Linked DNA regions of Homo sapiens: region 2 is linked to region 1. Evidence: chromatin loops called from intact Hi-C (ENCODE). Cell type or tissue: GM12878. All regions are shown on one strand. Links, peaks and the distances in the headings refer to the core of each region. The heading gives the core; the rest is flanking DNA. Region 1 has its middle 82 kb from the start of SCAF11. Region 2 has its middle 96 kb from the start of PCED1B.

Evidence for each region. Peaks named below come from ENCODE experiments on the same cell type or tissue, not always from the same donor. Only the 100,000 strongest peaks of a DNase experiment are listed, where the experiment ranks them.
Region 2: it touches region 1 in a loop (7-fold over the local background); 6 of 110 quality-filtered maps call a loop at or near these places.

What each region holds. Positions count from the first base shown.
Region 1 is chr12:46,070,716-46,073,625 of GRCh38, forward strand. No RefSeq gene overlaps it. Among named protein-coding and RNA genes, the nearest start is that of SCAF11, 82 kb to the left of the region's middle. RefSeq lists enhancers at 327-1,526, 712-931, 1,723-1,772. In GM12878, for the core only: a CTCF peak has its summit at 1,587 (motif pointing right); a DNase peak (open chromatin) is centred at 1,616; H3K27ac peaks cover 241 bases.
Region 2 is chr12:46,982,615-46,985,524 of GRCh38, forward strand. No RefSeq gene overlaps it. Among named protein-coding and RNA genes, the nearest start is that of PCED1B, 96 kb to the right of the region's middle. In GM12878, for the core only: a CTCF peak has its summit at 1,557 (motif pointing left); a DNase peak (open chromatin) is centred at 1,497.

The DNA of each region.
Region 1 (2,910 bases), core at 240-2,739:
CTACATTCTGTGTATGGCTTCAGCTTCCTTTTCTCTACTTCTTTGATCACAGCCTGTCTGCTCCCCTCTGCCATTGTCCCAGCATTCTACCACTAACCAGTTCTTCCTCTTCCTGGACACTCTTTAAGCTCTCAACACTTATGCCTCACCACTGGTATCCCTACCTTAGAATTCTCCTCTCATTCAGTTCTTCCCACCCATTGATGCCATTCTCTAGAATGTGCTGCTTTTATCTTGGCACCAACTTTGAAGGCTCCCCAAGGACTAATGGATTAAATACAAGATCTTCAGTTAGGGCCTTCACAATGTAAACTCATTCTCTATGAGGCTCCAGAATGAATTCTTTACTTCATCCAATCAGGTCCCCTCAAAGTCTGTGATGAATTCAAGGGCACGCGTCTTACAGGGAAAAGGTTAGCAAATTTTTTCTATCAAGGGCCAGAGAGAAAATCTTTTGGGTTTTGTAGATCCTGTGGTCTCCGCTGCAGCTATTCAGTTCTGACACTGTGATACTAAAGCATCTGTAGACAATGTATAAACAAATCAGTTTGGCTGTGTCCCAGTAAAACCTTATTTATGGACTTGGACATTTCAATTTCATATAATTTTCATGCATCATGAAGTTTTATTCTTCTTTTGATTTTCTTCAATGACTTAAAATTGTAAATAGCAGTCTTAGCTCACGGACCATACAAAAATGGGAGGCAGGCTGGGTTTGACCCACAGGCCACACTTTGCCACTCTCTGTTCTAGGAGATCACTGGTCATGAGCTTTTGACTTGCTGTTGACTTGCCCTGACTTGCCACAGGGTGGCAAGAGCAGGCCCTCCTCTTCCCGTGATGGCATCCTTTGTCATGTGAGGTGCAGATCTGCCCAGCATCTGAGTCTCTAATTACCTACTTAGAAGAAGTTCCCCCGACTAACCCCACGGCCACGAGAAGGTGGAATACCATTCCCTGTGGCTGGAGCACTGGGCAAGGAGCAGATGGGGCCCTTTGGAGAAAAGGCAAGTCCAAGCTATTAACAACATGCATGACCTCCTCCTCCCACTAAGTCCCACTGGAGTCCTTCTGGGAACTAAAACCTCACAGCTAAATAGTCTCCTTTTAGTATTAGGTGGAGGCACCTGACCTGCAGATAAAGGTCACTGACACACACATTCCCTGGCAAGTCTTCAGATAGTGTTGGTAGTCGTGTCATTTGATAGGGACTCTGAACCTGCAGCTTAATGCTTCTATGGAGCCAGAGAGGTTTCCTGTCTGTCCACTGCTAAAGGGAGGCACTATTCACCTTCAGCTTCCTCCGTAAATTCCAGACCTAGAAGACAGCCCTCTGTGCCTTGCCTGAAAACCAGATACAAACACTTCTAAATCAGGAAGATTGGCGTGTCTCCAAGTTGCCTGAGAATTTCTTCAGGAGTGCTAGCAGGGGAAGGGACAATGTTGGAGGTGATGGGAAGAGAGTGTGCTGAGTTCGCCTTTTCAATTTTATCTTTTCTCCTGCAGTTGGATTGTTACCAATGAGACCTGGGAGGAAGCCAGGAGGCAAAGGCCCGGAACTCAGTGCTGAAGTTGCATGGCTGTCAATGGCCACTAGAGGATGCCAGAGCCCGAGATTGGGGAGCCCAAAAAGGCACCATCTCCTCCAACCGCCTGGAGAATTACTGGCAGCTAAGAAGTGAAAGCAATAGACAGGGTGGCAATAGACCATAAGGAAGTACTGTTCTGCCTGACCATGTGGAGGGGGACAAGCAGGATCTCAAAGTATCCAGAGCCTTAAGGCACAATGGACCAAGTAACTTCTTACTTTATCTAAGGGCAATGACTGAGGCAGGTAACTCATGGATCCGGGCTAGGAGTGAGAAGTGCTTTATGACTGCAGTGAAACACACAAATAAACTCCCTACCTCCATGAATTCTACATTAAAATCATTAAATAAATAACAGGAAGTGCTGGAGAGTAAAATAAAGAATAAGAAGTGGGGTAGGGTGTAGGGGCTTGAACAGTAGCCAAGACCATGTTCAGATGACAGCAGGTCAGAAAACAAAGGAAGGTAAAAAAAATGCTCCTTCTCAGCCCGCAGTGAAGAGCAGTGAGCTTAGCCACAGAGGTCTTGCCCACTGTGCTGTCTGCTTCTCCCAATGATAACCACCCCAATCTGCTTTTAGGAATTCTTCAAAGTAAAGAAAGTATGTGGAATCCAGAGGAAGATGGTCATTTGTTTAGGAAAACAAAATTATAAAATTGGTCTTGTTCCGGGTGCGGTGGCTCACGCCTGTAATCCTAGAACTTTGGGAGGCTGAGGTGGGTGGATCATGAGGTCAGAAGATCGAGATCATCCTGGCCAACATGGCGAAACCCCAGCCCTACTAAAAATACAAAAATTGGCTGGGTGTGGTGGTGCGCACCTGCAACCCCAGCTACTCGGGAGGCTGAGGCAGGAGAATCGCTTGAACCCAGGAGGCAGAGGCTGTAGTGAGTGGAGATCACACCACTGCACTCCAGCCTGGTGACAGAGAGAGACTCCGCCTCAAAAAAAAATTGGTCTTGTACCCTGGAAACTAGCATAAATTGTAAAAGGTTAATTACAATCAGTAATTAAAATCCAAGAAAATTTAAGTCAACATGGGTGAATTGGTTGAGTGCAGAGGGCAGTAAAATGTTGTTATGATTCTTAAGATTGTTTAGTGGATACAGATTCTGACTCATGCTAGACATTGTTAGAGCTGATCTTAAAAATATGAATGTTAAAATAATAAGGGAAACCACTAACAACAGGAATACACTGTATAATTTTTCAGCTGTTTGAGAAAAACACTAGTCCTAAAGGACTCGTGGGAAGGATGATGGCCCCCACCTCATTGGAGCCCAGGACTGAAGGAAGTGTCGAAAGCAGCCAGCTGATATCA
Region 2 (2,910 bases), core at 169-2,668, 910 kb after region 1:
CCTGCCTCAGGCATAAAGATTAACTCTGTGACCTTTAATTCAAGAAGGAAAATGAGAATCCACCAGAATTGTAAAGGAAACTCCAGATCCTGGGAAGGCAAATGTGGGCAAACAGCCCCTGTGATGGCATCTGGCTAATAAGTGAGTGAAGCCCCACCACACAAAAGAGGCAGACAGCCTCCCTCTGTGACTCACCTTTCCAATGGGGATTTGAGTAACCAAGGCCAAAGGAGAGCACTTTGTTTCTCCCAAGCCCTGGAGCTAACTTGGGATGAAGATGGAGATGTTGTGAGGGAAAGACACTGGGAAAACCTGAAGCCATTTTATCAGACCTGGGAACAAGAGCAGGACGCCATGTTTTATCCTGGTGCATACAATGTCAGCCATTATTTGGCAATCCGGCAGGATGGCCTCACAGGTATTTTGGTCTCAGGCCAGAGATTGGAGTGCCTGCTCTGAAGTGGGGTAGGGGCCTCCACAGCCAGAACTGTGAAAATCACCTCAGCAGAAGGCATTAGAACTGTACTCTCCACTGTGGCAGGCCTGGGGCAGGAGAGCTGCTACAGCTGCAGTTTCTCCTGGACAATAAGACTTGCAGCTACAGCCAGCTTGGTAACATGGAACCAGTCTCCATGTGCTATTGTTGGGTGCCCCAGCCTGCTCTTCTGAGATTACAGTACAGTGGAGTCCTCTCTGATCCACACCCAGGCAAATCTCCAGGTATTCAGACCACCCTCTCACCTGGATCAGCCACCTGAACCCCTCCAGCCTTCCTGTGCATAGATTGTGCTGCAGTGAAGCCCTCTCCACTCCACGTGTAGGCAGATCTCCAGATATGTGGAGCAACTGCTTGCATGGACTAGCAGTCTCAGTCACCCCACCCTTCCTGTGCAGGGATCCTGTGTGGGTTATGGGGGAATGGGAGGAGGGGGAGTTCTACTTCACACCCAGGCAGATCTCCTGGCATTTGGAGCACTCACTCACCTGGAACAGCAGCTTCACTCCCTGCATTCTTCCTGTGCATAGACCATAGTGCAACTGGGCCATCTCGACTCTACACCCAGGCAGACCTTCAGGCATCCAAAGCACCTGCTTGCCTAGACTGGCAGGCTGAGCCACTCCACCCTTCCTGTGCAATTATCTGGGTGCATAGGGGCCCTCTTTGTTTCAAGCCCAGGCAGATCTCTAGGCTTCAGGAGCACCCAATCTTCTGGATTAGGACTTTAGCCCACCCCATCCCCATGCAGAGAACTTGGGGCCAAGGAGATTTCTCAGCTTCCTGCCTAAACACACTTCTGGGCACTTGGTGGCTGCCCACTGGATTCCCCATTGGCACTGGTACTTGTCCCTGCCATCAAGGGACTTGTAAATGGACCTGCCAGGTCCAGCCTTACACATCTTGCCCCCCACCCCACAGCGTTAAGGGAACTTGGACCACTGTTCACTCTAAGAATCAGCCTACTGCCTAAGGCAACAGAGAGCTTCTCTGTAAACAAAGATCAGGTATATAACCAGATCATTGGCCATAGGCAGCGCTTACAAAAAGCACCATCTACTGGCTTGTGGGTTGAACTGCACAGCCCAATATAAAATCTGCCAACAGAAGTGCCTAGGGATATAAAAGCAAAGTCAAAAGACCCTACCCAGCACTCTCTGCAGTCACACCCCAGGGAGTAAGGGAAAGGGAAAGAAGAAAGAAACAGTAATATCACAGGAGAAGAAGGAAAGAGAAAAAATCCTACCTGGAGGAAAATAGTTACAAAAATTATAACTACAGCATCTCCAGATGAGAAGGAACCAGTGCAAGAATTCTAGCACAACGAAAAATCTGAATGTAATAACACCACTAAAGGATCACACTAACGGCTCCAGCAATTGTCCGTAATGAATATGGAAACTAAGAAATGACAGAGGAAGAATTCAAAGCATGAATTGCAAAGAAGCTGAAGGAGATCTGAGCTAAGGTTGAAAATCAACACAAAGTAACTCCTAAAGCAATTCGGGAAATGCAGGAAGAGATAAACATCTTCAAAAGAAATCAATCATAACTTCTGGAATTTAAAAACTCACTTAAGGAATTTCAAAATACAATTGAACGATTTCTCAATGGACTGAACCAAGCAGAAGAATTTCAGAGCTTAAAGGCTAGTCTTTTGAACTAACTCAGTCAGACAAAAATAAAGAAAAATAATTTTTGAAAATGAAGAGTCTTTGAAAAATATGAGATAATTTAAAGTAACTAAACCTATAAATTATCACCATTCCTGAAAAAAACGGAGGAAAAGAAAACAACCTGGAAAATATATTTGAGGGAATAATTCAATATTGTTTTCCTAGTCTTGCTAGAGAAGCAAATATCCAGATATAAGAAATCTACAGAACACTTGTGAGATACTATGCAAAATGAACATCACCAAGGTGTATTGTAACCAGAATGTCCAAGGTCAACACCAAAGAAAAAATCTTAAAGGCAGCTAGAGAAAGAGGTCAGATCACATACAAAGGGACTAACAGCGGATGTCTCAACAGAAACCTCATAAGCCAGGGGTGATTCGCTGCCTATTTTTATCATTCTTAAAGAAAAGAAATTTCGGCCGGGCGCGGTGGCTCACGCTTGTAATCCCAGCACTTTGGGAGGCCGAGGCGGGCGGATCACGAGGTCAGGAGATACAGACCACGGTGAAACCCTGTCTCTACTGAAAATACAAAAAATTAGCCGGGCGTGGTGGCGGGCGCCTGTAGTCCCAGCTACTCGGAGAGGCTGAGGCAGGAGAATGGCGTGAACCCGGGAGGCGGAGCTTGCAGTGAGCCGAGATCGTGCCACTGCACTCCAGCCTGGGCGACAGAGACTCTGTCTCAAAAAAAAAAAAAAAAGAAAAGAAAAGAAATTTCAACCAAAAATAAATTTCA